3 separate regions of the Homo sapiens genome follow, and regions 2 and 3 are each linked to region 1. A link is a contact called in ENCODE Hi-C or POLR2A ChIA-PET data. All regions are on one chromosome and are shown on one strand. Each heading gives the region's core, a stretch centred on a gene start or an enhancer-like site at or near the end of the contact. The rest is flanking DNA. Distances are from core to core; before and after follow the strand shown.

Evidence for each region. Hi-C counts contacts between places; a loop is a spot of excess contacts on that map. ChIA-PET counts read pairs that join two places held with the same protein, here RNA polymerase II (POLR2A). Pooled maps may share reads with other maps.
Region 2: a pooled map shows a loop between it and region 1 (8-fold over the local background). The contact joins two enhancer-like sites. A Hi-C loop is called at or near these places in 8 of 50 pooled maps. POLR2A ChIA-PET finds 5 or more read pairs at or near these places in 2 of 52 experiments (OCI-LY7 and PC-9).
Region 3: a pooled map shows a loop between it and region 1 (3-fold over the local background). The contact joins two enhancer-like sites. A Hi-C loop is called at or near these places in 3 of 37 single-sample maps with no recorded cell type and 4 of 50 pooled maps.

The regions. Positions count from the first base shown.
Region 1 is chr3:31,211,424-31,215,717 of GRCh38, reverse strand. No RefSeq gene overlaps it. Among named protein-coding and RNA genes, the nearest start is that of MIR466, 52 kb to the right of the region's middle. RefSeq lists an enhancer at 2,371-3,570. Within about 2 kb of position 2,862, at least 3 of the 41 ENCODE cell types and tissues checked have a DNase peak (open chromatin) inside an H3K27ac peak, as active enhancers do.
Region 2 is chr3:31,074,635-31,078,733 of GRCh38, reverse strand. No RefSeq gene overlaps it. Among named protein-coding and RNA genes, the nearest start is that of MIR466, 85 kb to the left of the region's middle. RefSeq lists a silencer at 3,020-3,220. Within about 2 kb of position 1,518, at least 3 of the 41 ENCODE cell types and tissues checked have a DNase peak (open chromatin) inside an H3K27ac peak, as active enhancers do.
Region 3 is chr3:31,002,658-31,007,366 of GRCh38, reverse strand. No RefSeq gene overlaps it. Among named protein-coding and RNA genes, the nearest start is that of GADL1, 110 kb to the right of the region's middle. Within about 2 kb of position 2,891, at least 2 of the 41 ENCODE cell types and tissues checked have a DNase peak (open chromatin) inside an H3K27ac peak, as active enhancers do.

The DNA of each region.
Region 1 (4,294 bases), core at 1,613-4,112:
CTTCACATCTCCTCTTATAAGGACACTTTTAGTACATGACTTCCACAGTAGTGCAGTAGTATTTTTTTAAGTTTTTCTATGCTTGAAAAATAATTTTCCACTTCCAGAATTTACCTGCCCCTCCATCCTTGCTTTCCCAATCCCTGCTCCTTCCATTATCCTTTTGCAACACCCCTCCACCTCCATCACTGACCGAGATGCCTGAAAATTCAATAACATCCTATTATCTCTGCTGGGCAACTTGCCAGCTAGAAGCTCAGAGGACTGGTCACTTTGTTTTGGGGACACTGCCTTTCTTGCTTGTTGCATTCTTGCAAACCTGTGGAAACACTGAATCCCTTTGCACTGCCTGGAAAGTCATTCTTTGTATTGATTCTTTTTTCTTTTTTCCATTTCTGGCTTGGGGTACAATGAAGGCACAATATATTTCGCCAAATCTTAAAACCTTAAAGCAATTTGTGCATCCAATTTTGGGGCTGCCTTTTTCTTCCAGAAAGTTCCCTGAGGCTATCTCATATAAAATCTTACTTTGAATAACATATTTGGACACATTGATGAAAACATTCCTTTAGTGCATTGCCAGTTGCCAGATTGGAGAAAAAGACTTCAGGAGAAAAGGAGGGAATATTTTAAATTTGCTTTTGACTGTGGCTTCAAGGAGTAATAATCACCCATTACTTTGGATCAGAATCTTCCAATGACTCAAGAGCACATATTTTTATCATTTGCTTTCTGTACTCTCATCCTCTTTATCCCATGTTACTCTGTTCCTGTGAGAGTTGGGGGGCAAGGAAAAAATGTAAGGAAGGGGTAGAGGTGAGAGAATTTAAATGGGAAGTCTGATTCCTTTTTATTTTTTCATAAAGTGCCACACATGCAAGTCCATGAGTATCTCAACAAATCTGTCCCCCACATCCAATGCATCTTTTGTACTGACAAGGAGAGGGGGTTGGAAATGTCATCTGTAGCCAGCTTATATCCTGTCAGTGTTAAGGTTTTATTCTTGTGACTTTATAGTTCTCAAACTCTTTTTAAGGGTCACTGGAGGGTGATCTTTTGTTTAAGAGATGGGTTAGGGGAGGGAGTGGGTTTGTGTGTGCCTCTTGGTCTATAATAATTATGGCTGACATCGAACTTAGAAAATAGGTTAATTTCAAGAAATTCTTTTAATTTCTTAATTAAATAAGAAACAACAACCATTAGTTTATTTTAAAATAAACGTTAACGATTAAATACGAATTTTTAATGTAGATCCCTTTTACTGATTTAGGGCAAAGAGACCTTCTTTCACTAGGAGTTGTTTCCTCTAACTCAGTTCACCTCCTATTGTATCTCATCTCTGGCTTCTGAAATCTTACTCCTATTTTAATGGCTGGCTCAGGATTTCCTGTCTACTGTTTCTTCCATCGCTGATAGAGTTTCCCTTCATCTGCAGCGACCACACATACTCTAATTAACTGCCCAGGATTGCTATGTTAGAGGAATGGGGTGGAATCTAGCAAAGTGTAGCAAATTATTTTTATCTCCTACTCCCTGTTAAGCAGCAGTTGTTATTCTATTATCTGTGTTTTGAATCTAGCTGTTTGATCCTCAAAGTCTAAAAGTAGCTTCTGTGCAGTTTTATGGTGGTATGGCTGTTACTTGCTGCTATAAATTCCTCTGGTTGAGCCACATCCGCTTGCCACATCCTGAAAATACACTCAACTATATTTTCCCATGCACACCTATATATTGTGGCGGCCTGTAGTGACATTGCTTTTTTTTTTTTTTTTTTTTTTTTGAGATGGAGTTTCGCTCTTGTCACCCATGCTGGAGTGCAGTGGCATGATCTCGGCTCACTGCAACCTCAGCCTCTCAGGTTCAAGCTATTCTCCTGCCTCAGCCTCCTGAGTAGTTGGGATTACAGGTGTGCCACCACGCCTGTCTATTATTTTTGTATTTTTGGTAGAGATGGGGTTTTGCCATGTTGGCCAGGCTGGTCTTGAACTCCTGACCTCAGGTGATCCACCTGCCTCGGCCTCCCAAAGTGCTGGGTTTACAGGCGTGAGTCACTGCACCTGGCCAACATTACCTCTATACACATTTATTTTTCCCTTCCTCACAAACCCGCCAGTTCTGAATCAACAGCAAGTACAACATTGCCATTTCTCGCACACCATGCTGACCTTGTTGTTTCTTATTTAGCTAATGATGTGTTACAGTTGGCATTTCACTGGGAGGTTTGCAAGAGTCAGTCTCTCTTTTTCTAGTGCTACAATTAGATTCAACAAGAGAGAAGAGTGCTGTGATGGGAAAACTTTACATTCTCAGACATTATTTCCATCTGGGCATTTTGAAAAGATGAAGAGCAGGCTTGTCATTATGTCTCCATCTGATAATGTGGTTAATGTATCCTTCATAAAGCTCAGCTTAAATAGGGAAAAACAAGGGAATTGCAATGGTGCATTTCCATGACTTCTGATGGCAACACTCTAATTCTTCTGCCTTGTTGTCTTTAAGCAAAGAAGGGAGGAGATGGGAAGAGGAAAAAGAGATAATGTAAAAGGTAGGCAAAGGGAATGGCTTGGATGTGCTCATACCTGAGGCAGGAACAGGTTGAGGTTAGTACAGTGCTATCGAGTTTCTTATGTTACCTTCCTTCTGCTCTTGCTATTGACTTTGCTTTCTCCTAATTCTGGCTTGCTCGTGATTCCTCATGGCTTCTAAAGGTATTTCATGGCCTTCTTTGATGTACACTGTCATCGTCTTCTCTTACTCATTTCCTGTTTCAAATATCTGAGGAAGAGAATCTGACTGGCATAACTTTTTTTTTTTTTTTTTGACAAAGTCTTGCTCTGTCACCAGGCTGGATTGCAGTGGCAAGATCTTAGCTCACTCCAACCTCCGCCTCTTGGGTTCAAGCGATTCTCGTGCCTCAGCTTCCCAAGTAGTTGGGATTACAGGCACATGCCACCACACCCAGGTCATTTTTATATTTTCAGTAGAGACGGGGTTTCACCGTGTTGGCCAGGATGATCTCATCTCCTGACCTCATGATCCGCCCGCCTAGGCCTCCCAAAGTGCTGGGATTACAGGCATGAGCCACAGCACCCGGCCATAACTTGTCTTTTTACCTGTGGCCACTCCAGAGGTCATGGAGAGGCTATGGTTTGGCTGCTCTTGCTTTAGATTTGCACCCCTGACTGAGACCAGAATGGCCAGGCTGCATGGTATAAAACATATCCTCCTGGGGCTACATGTTCTGCAGAGGCTGTGGGTAGGCACATTCTGGGGTATGGTAGGTGGCAGCCATTATCACCTCAGGTTCTCCAACACAGCAGACACAAGCTATTCATGCTTGTAATTAATTTTGTACCCTACATGAACATAAGGCAAAAGAGCCCACAAACAAAGGGATCTAGCAAATGGCAATTGTAGGATGCTCGTTGTTGATACATTTGGTTCAAAACGAAAGGCCTCTGTGTTAAAATCCACAGCAGGAAACAACAACAACTACAAACAAAAAATCCTCAAGAGTGGTTTTACTAATGAAAACATAGATAAACAATCATTTATGCCCTCAGAGAATGAATAAAAGATCAAAGTTGGAATAACAGAACACAGAGACTTTTTTTCCCCTTTTTCTGCTTCAGCAAAAATCACCCAAGGACTGAAAAGTTCACTATTCTATTGCTTCTTGTATATGAATGCAAATGTATATAGGCCAAAATTCAGGTGGGGTTTTTTCCTGCCCCTTGAGATCTACGTAAATTTGCCTTTAACTCTCAAATTCCATGGTCCACAGAGCTTTACCTCCAAGATTTCTGCTACTTTCTAGAATGGGAATGCCAGTAGATGAGTCAGTGTGTCCTGTTGGCTTTCTATACCACTTGGGTTCAGCTACCTCGAGTGTGCCTTTGTTCTGTAATTTGTCCATTCTAGTAGGAAACTGCCATTTTGCGGAGGGTTTCGCCCTCTCCCACAGTCCTGTTTCTCACCTGTCTCTTCCAGGTTTCTCTAGATGGCTAAAGGTCTTCCATTTCTATTTCTTCTCTTTTGCAGAGCAACTCAACTCTCCCTCCAGATTTATTCTCCTTAGTTTTAACTCCTTAGCCCTCAAAAAACCTAAACAGAATTGAGGGACTTCCATTCAGTCTCTATGCTTATAAGGAGGCAGTAGGCATTATATAGTAACTCGCACATAGATAGCAAATAAGCTATATAGTACTTTATAAAAGCCCCCACCAAAATGTGAGATTAGAACCATTATCTCACTGCTGTCAATGAGAAGACTTGAGTACTGAAGTTAAGTGAA
Region 2 (4,099 bases), core at 269-2,768, 140 kb after region 1:
TCTTATAGCTCATCTCTGATCTTTGATAACTCTACAGGAATATATTATTTTCATCTCCACTTTAAAGATAAGGAAACACAGTTCAGAGATGTGCCATATCTACATCTCAGTTTAACAATAAGTCAGTGGGGTTTGGGTTTCAACTCAGGACTGTCTGACTTTAAAGGCTGTGCTTTTTGAATAGTAACATAATTTGAATTTTTGGTGGCTACTTCATCCAATGTCCAGCCATCCAGTATTTTCTGAACATCTGCTGTCTTAAGCACTGTACTGGCTTCAATAAGGCACATGTAGCTGGACCACACTGAACATACCCTAAAGGATCATATCATCTGAGTGGAGATGGGGAGAATCGGATATAAAACTCACTGTTATAAATGCAATACCATACATACTAATTTGCCTAGGACCATCTTGATTTTTTTGTCACAATAATTATTAATAGTATTTCTTTTCACTCTCAAAAGTGCCTGGGTTTGGGTAATAAACTATCTGGTTATTGTAGCAGATGCTGCCAGGTCCCACTCATATATCCCATTGCTCCTACCATCTCAGTCTGCTCCATCTGATTGCCAACTTCCAACACCAGTATTTCTTTTGACTGGGGCTTTCTTTTGCCACTGGAGCTTGTTTTGCTAGTAGGACAGAAGTGCTGAGGAGTGAATGCCCCCTGGGAGCAGCCCTCTAGCAATGACTGATGATTAGTCAGTGTATCCATACTCCAACCCCATCACCCCTTGAATGAGATAATTGAAGTGTGTATCCTATACTGGCTCCCCTGTTCCCCACAGGACTAAGTTCCAGTTGTCCACAGCGGTAACTGGCTTGAAAATGCACCTTTTATTGGCTGCCTTTCCCATCTTGTCCCTCTTCCCCACCACCCTATCATATCTTCCTGTAACTTCCAAATAACATCTCTACATTCAGATACTTGTCTGGGCCTTTCCTCTTGTCAGTAATCCAAACTGGAATACCCCTCTTATCTATAGAAAAGTTAAGGACTGAGTGGTTTGGTTTAAAGTACAACCTTCATGGGTGTAGTGAGACTTGACCTTGACATTTGGATATGATTTAGGTAACAATGTGAGGGAGGGAGGATAATACAGATAAGGGTGGCCAGGTGCAAAAGGAAGGCAGATGATGAAAAAGGGTACAGACTGGGGATGGACATTTGTTCTGGGAGAGAAAGACAGACTATAAAGCAGAAAACAGAACTTAGGCCAACAAAGACTAGAGAGCAATCACAGATGTTTGAGCAGGATAGTGAAATGTTGGACGCACTATTTTAGGATACCATGTTTGGCAGTGGGCAGTCCGACAGGATGAGGAGAGAGCTGAGTCAGACCAGCCAGTGGGGAGAATGTTGATGTTATCTGAATAGGAAGAGATGAAGGCTGAGCTCAAAGTGGAGGAAAAAATATAGTAAGAAAGAGTGGTTATGAGTCATTTCAAAGGTGAATCCACTGGATTTAGTAGGTGACTAGCTACAAAGGATGAAGGACAGAGATGAGTCAATGGTGACTGCTCCCCTCAACCTACAACCACCCTATGATTCAAGCTGTGAACAACATGGATGATAGGCTGACACATTTAAGAGAAACCAATTCTCTCAAATATTAAAGTGCATTCAGTGTCTCATTGTGTTTCTTTTCCTTTCCAAGGCCACCCCGAGTGCCTGTTGAATGGTTACTCTCTAGAGTGTACTTTTCTTTAATTAAATGACACTGTGGTTAAGAACTCAGGCATTGGGCTCAGGCCGAGCAGGGTTCAAATTTTAATATAGTTTCCTGGGTATGTGGCCTTAAGCAAGCTTAGTAATGTTTTGAGCCTCAGTTTTCTTTTCCTTTTTTTTTTTTTTTAATGTGGCTATAGTTAATCGGTTTTTTAAAATGTAGTGTTTTAAGAATTTAATGAGATAATATGCATAAATGTTGTCACAGTATGTGGCACCTATATAAGTGCTCAGAAAATGATGCCAATTATTATTAAACTGGTAAGAGCAGGCATTACACTTGCTCTTAGCCAAAAGTTCAAGAAGCATTTATGCCAATTACTATTAACAAGGTGAGGTGAACTGTCTGACCATGTCTCAGAGTGTCTGTAAGTAAAGAGGACTATTAAAGTATATCTGTAGATCAATGTAGCTAGCTAGATCTCCCCACCCCACCCTCTCTCGTTTTCTTTCTCTATCTTTATTTGAGGCCCAGAAACAGATAATACTGTTCAGCATTCTGCAGGAAGCCCAGCATCAGGAATGCGGATGAAGAAATAAAGTCTTAGCTCCAGACAATTTTTTCATCTCTAGATAGCTACAATATTGGGGAGTTTCTATTCTATTCTTTGTGCCAGAGATCATATCCCATTTCATGGATGGCTTTAGGTCAATAAATAGGTCTATTTTTTGCTCTTCAAAAGACTCCCAGACACAATTCATTTCAAACAAAAGTCACCACCCACCATCCTGCTTTTCACGCTCCTGCCCATGAAAATGATTCTCTGAACACAGAGCTCTCACCCCAGTCCAGGGGCTCAGTGGGGAGGATAGAGGTGTGAATTCTAACTGACAGGCCTGAGCTAAATAGGAACAATTGTCTTGCAGGGGAACGGTGGCAAAGGGGATGCACCCCGTCCCCTTTCAGTCTCTTCTGAAGTCAGTGCTGGTTGATTCTGCAGCTGGTGGATTCAAAATGCAGCAGTTCAGAGTGGTCATTTAGTTTGAAAAGAGCTCTGAACTGACTAGGAAGTCCCAGGTGGCACTTTTTTTGAACTTTGTGGGCGTGCCCGAGGCTTTCTTATAATCCAAGGAGTAATTCTGAGGCGAGCTGGTGGGGCCCTCTGTTGCAGCCTCTTACCTGCAATGGCAGTGTTTCCCACAGGCCCTCCTACTGCCCATTGCAGGGCTTCAAGGGAGGCAGGGTGCGTGTGGACAAATCCGTGGATTTCCTCAGATTTCATCAGAGATGACCAGGGTGCTGGAACTTCTCAGTTTGACCTTCTGTGACCAAAGTCTCCCACAGGACCAAGTTCTGTGATTTCTGATACTTAACAGATATCCCCAAATGCTGGAAAGGCCTCTCCTAAATCTCCTCAGTATCAAAATGGCAAAACCCTGAAAAGACTGCTTATCTCTGTTCTCAGGGACTTAGTCCCTCAGCTGAGCTGGGGGAACAACAGATTTCAGTAATCCATCATATTTGGCTTCTTCAAAACAAGATTCCATCCACTGAGACCAAAACCCTAGAGTATGCAGTAGCCTGGGTGAGTTTTCTGCAGGAAGGATGGAAAGTTTGGAGAGGATGAGATGCACATCTTTTAATAAAGGCCAAAACATTAAGTTGCAAATGAGAAACAAATAATTTTCTTTTAGTCAGGCACCAGCATTGGGTAAATATAGAAGGAGTGGTTTGAGGATTAGGTTTTCTTCTTTAGAAAATTACTGAAAAACTACTGAACATGGAGGCATGTGTAAGCCAGCAGAGCAAGCCATCTTGCAGTGGGATTTCCTCCGGGACATCAAGGTTTTGAGGTAACCTAGTGTAACAGATGCTTATGGAACACTCCCCCCACCATCTCTTTACTAGGCTGGTGTGCTCACCCCCAGCTACTGTGGGTGTTGGTTGCCAGCAGCTACTCCCTTCTCCAGAGAGGCTCTCTCTTTGGCTAACACTGCCATACCCAGTGACATTAGGTGGTTACACGTCCCATCCTACCTACCTCCACCAGGCAGCCTGTGGCCAATGACTGACTGTTACCAAGGGTACAAGAGCCCAAACTCCCTTGCTTCTGGGCAGGACAACTCCAGAGCTTACCCTAGGATGGGTGAGACTAGGTTCCATGCAAAACATTTTTACCTTGCCTTTTTTTTTTTTTTTTAGTATGCCTTACCCTGCTTCCCTTACTCCCCTACGAGTTTTATCTGAGAGCACACTCTCATTAAGTCACATGCACAAGAACCCCTGCTTCAGGCTCTGCCTCTGGAGAATGCAAACGAAGATACCTGGCTTATACAGAAGGCAGTGAGCTGATTGGCTTCCTTGTCAGAGGCACTGTAAAGGGGCTGCCTTCTTTTCTCTAGAATATAACTCTCTGAGTTGCCTGA
Region 3 (4,709 bases), core at 1,642-4,141, 210 kb after region 1:
CACTTAAATTCTGCAGTATTGCACAAGTTGTTTCAATTCTCTGGCTTCAGCGTTTTTTGTTTGCTTGTTTGTTTGGTTTTGTTTTTCATTTTTGGCAGGGAATAGGTCTAATTATCTCTAGGGTTTTGTGTTATTTAGAACCCCTATAATTGCATGTGATGGAAAACCTAACATAAACTGCCTTGAGTGATTAAGTGGATTTCACTGGCTCATGTAACTAAAAAGTACATGGTTAGAGCTGGTTTCAGACACGACTAGATTCAATGTCCAAACAATATCTCCTGTGTGTGGTTTCTCACATCTCTTGGTTCTGTCTTCTGCTGTACTGGCTTTGTTCTCAATATCCAAGTAGGATAAAAATCACTTCAGTGGCTTCAAGTCTGATATTTCTTCCTCTTCAAGTTGAAAGAAGAAGATAATGAAACTCTTTCTCAGGTTAAAAACAGAAACAAGAATCTGATTGTTTTTCATTGGTTCTCAATGGGTAAAGTGTCCATCTATGAACCAATCACAGTGGAATGGGTTGCACTGTGGTGATTGGCTTGACATTGGTCATGTTTTGCAGCACTCAGTATGATGTCTTCTAACCTTGTGGATAGAAGTGGCTGAACTGTAGATCTTTAAACAAAAACAGAGACTTGCCAGAGGAGTGGGGTGGATGCTGGGAGGCAAAGAGCAGATGCCTCTGAAAGCTCCTTCTTTCTCTAGGAATCTCAAGTTTCTAACTACAGATCGTGCTGTTGCTAAAATATTTCTGAGATTTCAGTGGGTGATAATGTGAACCATGTACAAGCATTGAGGCTGGGAGTCCTGGGTTCCAGCTCTTGCTCCACCAGCTGTGTAACTGAGTGAGCTACTTTTTCTCTCACAGCCTTAACATCATCACCTGTAAAATGCAGCATTTGGACAAAATCTTCTCTAAGACCTTTCCCAGCTCTAATGTGCTAGGTTTCTGTGAAGTCTGTATTGTTCATTTAAATGCCATCCAGAGGGAGAGGCAGTCAAATATAATTTCCCCACTGGAACCAAAGATGCCAATGTAAATTTCTTCTCGTATACTTTTTTTTCTTTCTTTTACCTAATAGAATACCAAGTGCTATATTTTAACTATAGTTTTTCTGTTCTTCAGTTAATCTTGCAGCGAAATTATACTCCTGCATTTGGTACCCCATTCCCTATCTCCATAACACCAGGCTGGATAAGTCTTATGTATAGAAAACTGATGATTGTTAACAAAAAATCTACTGGAAACCAATTCTTCTCAATTCTTTGCCCTTCCTTTAAAAAAACAGTCTTGTTGAGAAAAATTTAATCCATATGATCATGCTTTAGTTTCTATTGACTCATCATTTTTCTTCAGCAGCAGTGATTTAACTTCTAAAAAGTATTTAAGGAGAAACTTCAACATTATTTTTGCTAGCACTTAGAAAATCCTATTTCATTTTCCCCTAGAACAAATGAATTTGCAACCTGAAATTTGTACCACAAAGCTATGAATAGTCTTGGATTTAAACAGAAGAAATTAGGCCAGGCATGGTAGCCCATGTCTGTAATCTCAGTACTCTGGGAGGCTAAGGCAGGCAGATCACTTGACCCAAGAAGTTCGAGACCCATCTGGGCAACATTGCAACACCCAATGTCTACAAAATAATACAAAAGTTAGCCAGGCGTGGTGGTGCGTTCCCGTAGTTCAAGCTACTTGGCAGGCTGAAATGGGAGGATTGCTTGAGCCTGGGAGGTGAAGGCTGCAGTGAACCATGATCATGCCTCTGTACTCTAGCCTGGGTGACAGAGTGAAACACTGTCTTAAAATATATATAACAAATAAAAAAAAATTAAAAATAAAACAAACGAGGAAAACATCTTTTTACCTTGGTCAGAGAGGGGGCAAAGGTGATATCCACTTGGGACACATGGGTACTATCTTACTGGTTGTTTATGGCTAGTGTCTGTTCTGATGGGTGAGTCTGCCTGCCATGTTTAGAACGTCATTGCTTGGGAAGTCCTCGCCCTCTTCACATCTGGGAAACCTTGTGGTGTTTCCTTTTATTCCATGCCTGAATTCAGTGTGGCCCTTGTTGGCAAATACTTCTACTGCCATCAGGTACTTAAGAGCAAGAACTCTATGTGTCCTCGCCCACTCAGCTCTGTTCGTAAATGAGCACGTGAAGGTCAGTGGAAAGACTAGAGAGAAAGAGGCTAGGAAGGGAATTAAGGTGGGTCTCAAAGACCTGGGATCTAGGCTTGCTCTGACACTGACTCTCTGTGAGACGCTGTACAAGTCACTGACCTTGTTTATGTCTTAGTGTCCTCAGTTGTAAAATGAGGACATTGGGCTGCATCTGTGGTTCCCGATCCTTGTATGGTGAATGAGTCTCAAATCGTTACCGTTTGTTAGGTATAAATTTCCGTGCATTGACTTGAATAGGCAAGAAATTCATTTAACTTTCCTCTAAGTGAACTTTTTTGAACAGATTTTTTTTTTTTTTTTTTTTTTTTTTTTTTTTTTTTTTGCCAAAAATGGCTGCAAGAATGTTTCTGGTTCTATGTGATGTACCAGAACTTGCACTTTCTTCATCAAGAAGTCAAGTCTCTGTCTCCTGCTCGTGAGACTAGTCAGGCTTTTGTGACTGCCTCAGCTATTAGATTATGGCAGAAGTAATGCTGTGTGACTTCTCAGCCAAAGTCCTAAGAGCAGAACAGCTTCTGCCTGGATCTCTCACTCTAGCTATCATGAAGCTTCTCTATTACATGGAGATAGAGATCTGCTGAAGGAGCCCCAGCTGTTGGTATTTTCCAGGCCAGGCACCAGTCATATGAGTAAGCCAGCCATCAGACAACTTAGCCCCAGCCACTGTCTGCCTGCAACTGCACAAGAGAGCTGAGTGAAAACAATCTTGCTGAGTTCAGTCAAGCTCCAGAAATGTACGGGGTAAGAGTAAAATAATTGATGTTGTTTTAAACCAGTAGTTTGGGATGGTTATTCATGTAACAATAGATGACTAAACACTGCTATGTCAAATTCCTAGTCCACTGTTTGGTAGGAATGAATTCCAGTCATTTTTGCAATGCTATTCTTCTATCCGTGGAATTGTCTGAATTGGGAGTAGTTACATTATGTTATGCTGTCAAGGAAACATCTGGTGATGCTGTCCTTGATGCCATTATCTGTATGCTATGTCCATGGAGGTTTCCTTGTTTCTGTCTAGTCTGCAGTTACTAGTCTATGGTTTCACTTCTGTCTTTCTTTCTTCCCGAATATAAGACTTCTTCAAATCATTAACTTTTGGAACTATATACTTGCCACTCTCAGGCTCAATGGACACATTCTGCCACTCCATTTTGGGCTTTTAGATCCTCCACTCCCCTGTACCTCCTGAGTGCAAGAGGACATTTTTGCTGCTCCTGCCTCCAGTGTTGCACAAGAAAGTTAATGAGCCTCTTTTAGACAGGTTTCTAGACCAATATTTTTCAGATTTTAAAGCTGCATTCTTGGAGCAAGTCATGAAATCAATCCACTAGTTTGTGATCATCATTTAAAAAATTTTTCGGAGTAGAACAGAATTGAATGAAAAATGTCACAGTATATCAAATATTGGTAAGGCAACTGTGATGGCTAATTTTTTGTGTCAACTGGACTAGGCCATGGCACTTTGGCCAAACATATCTGGATGTTGCATGAAGGTATTTTTTTTAGATGAAATTAACATATACGTCAGTAGACCATGAGTAAAGTTGATTACCCTTCATCCGGTAGGTAATTCTCATCCAATCAGTTGAAGACATTAAGGAAAAGACTGATATTCCTGAGAAAGAGGAAATTCTGCTAGCAGATGGCCTTTGGACTCAAACTGCAACATCAATTCTTCCCTGGGTCTCTAGCCTGCTGACCTAACATACCCCTCAAATTTTGGACTTGCCAGCCTCTACAGTTGTGTGAGCCAATTCCTTACATCTCCTCCTCTCCCCTCACTCCATCTCTCTCTATCTGGTCGGCTTTGTGTAACACCACGAAAATAAAACAATACTTTCCTGTCTTCTGCTGATTGGCACCTGTCTTTCTCTTCTGGGTAAGATTGTTTCTGCTTGTTTAGATAACAAGGCAGTCATGAATGGTATCAAAATGTGTCCAATACTGACCACATTGCTGGTGTTCAATAAATTAAAAAATATTTTATTCTGTACCTGTGGTCTATACCCTAGAATTCAAACAGTTAACTGTCTTATCTGCATTCAGTATTCCACTGCCACTTAAAATAAATGTGAATTAATATAACAATTCCTCTCAAAATTATATCCGTTGGTTTAAATAGCTTTGCTGTGTGTACAAATACTTTGGGTGAATGCAGTTATTTAATAGTTTAAATCTAGTTTCATTTTGATAATATAGCATTGTTCAACTATTGAAATGACTAAGTTCCCTTTTTGTATGTCTTGTGAGAAACATAGTAACTAGGATATTGTGTTTACATGGTGTCTGTTTTCCTGAGCAGAGAGTTCAAAGCAGGTTATACACATTCCATCTATCTCAGCATCCTTCGGTTATTACAATAAGTCCTTCCACTTTCTGGTGTGATTCTGTCCCCTTTCATCTATCGAGCTTCTTTCTCCCCACTCCCTCCAGCCCTCACTTCCCACAACTTATTTTATGGTTTTCCTCTACTTAATTTCACTATTCTTTAATAGGGTTTGATTTACTGGGCAGGTCC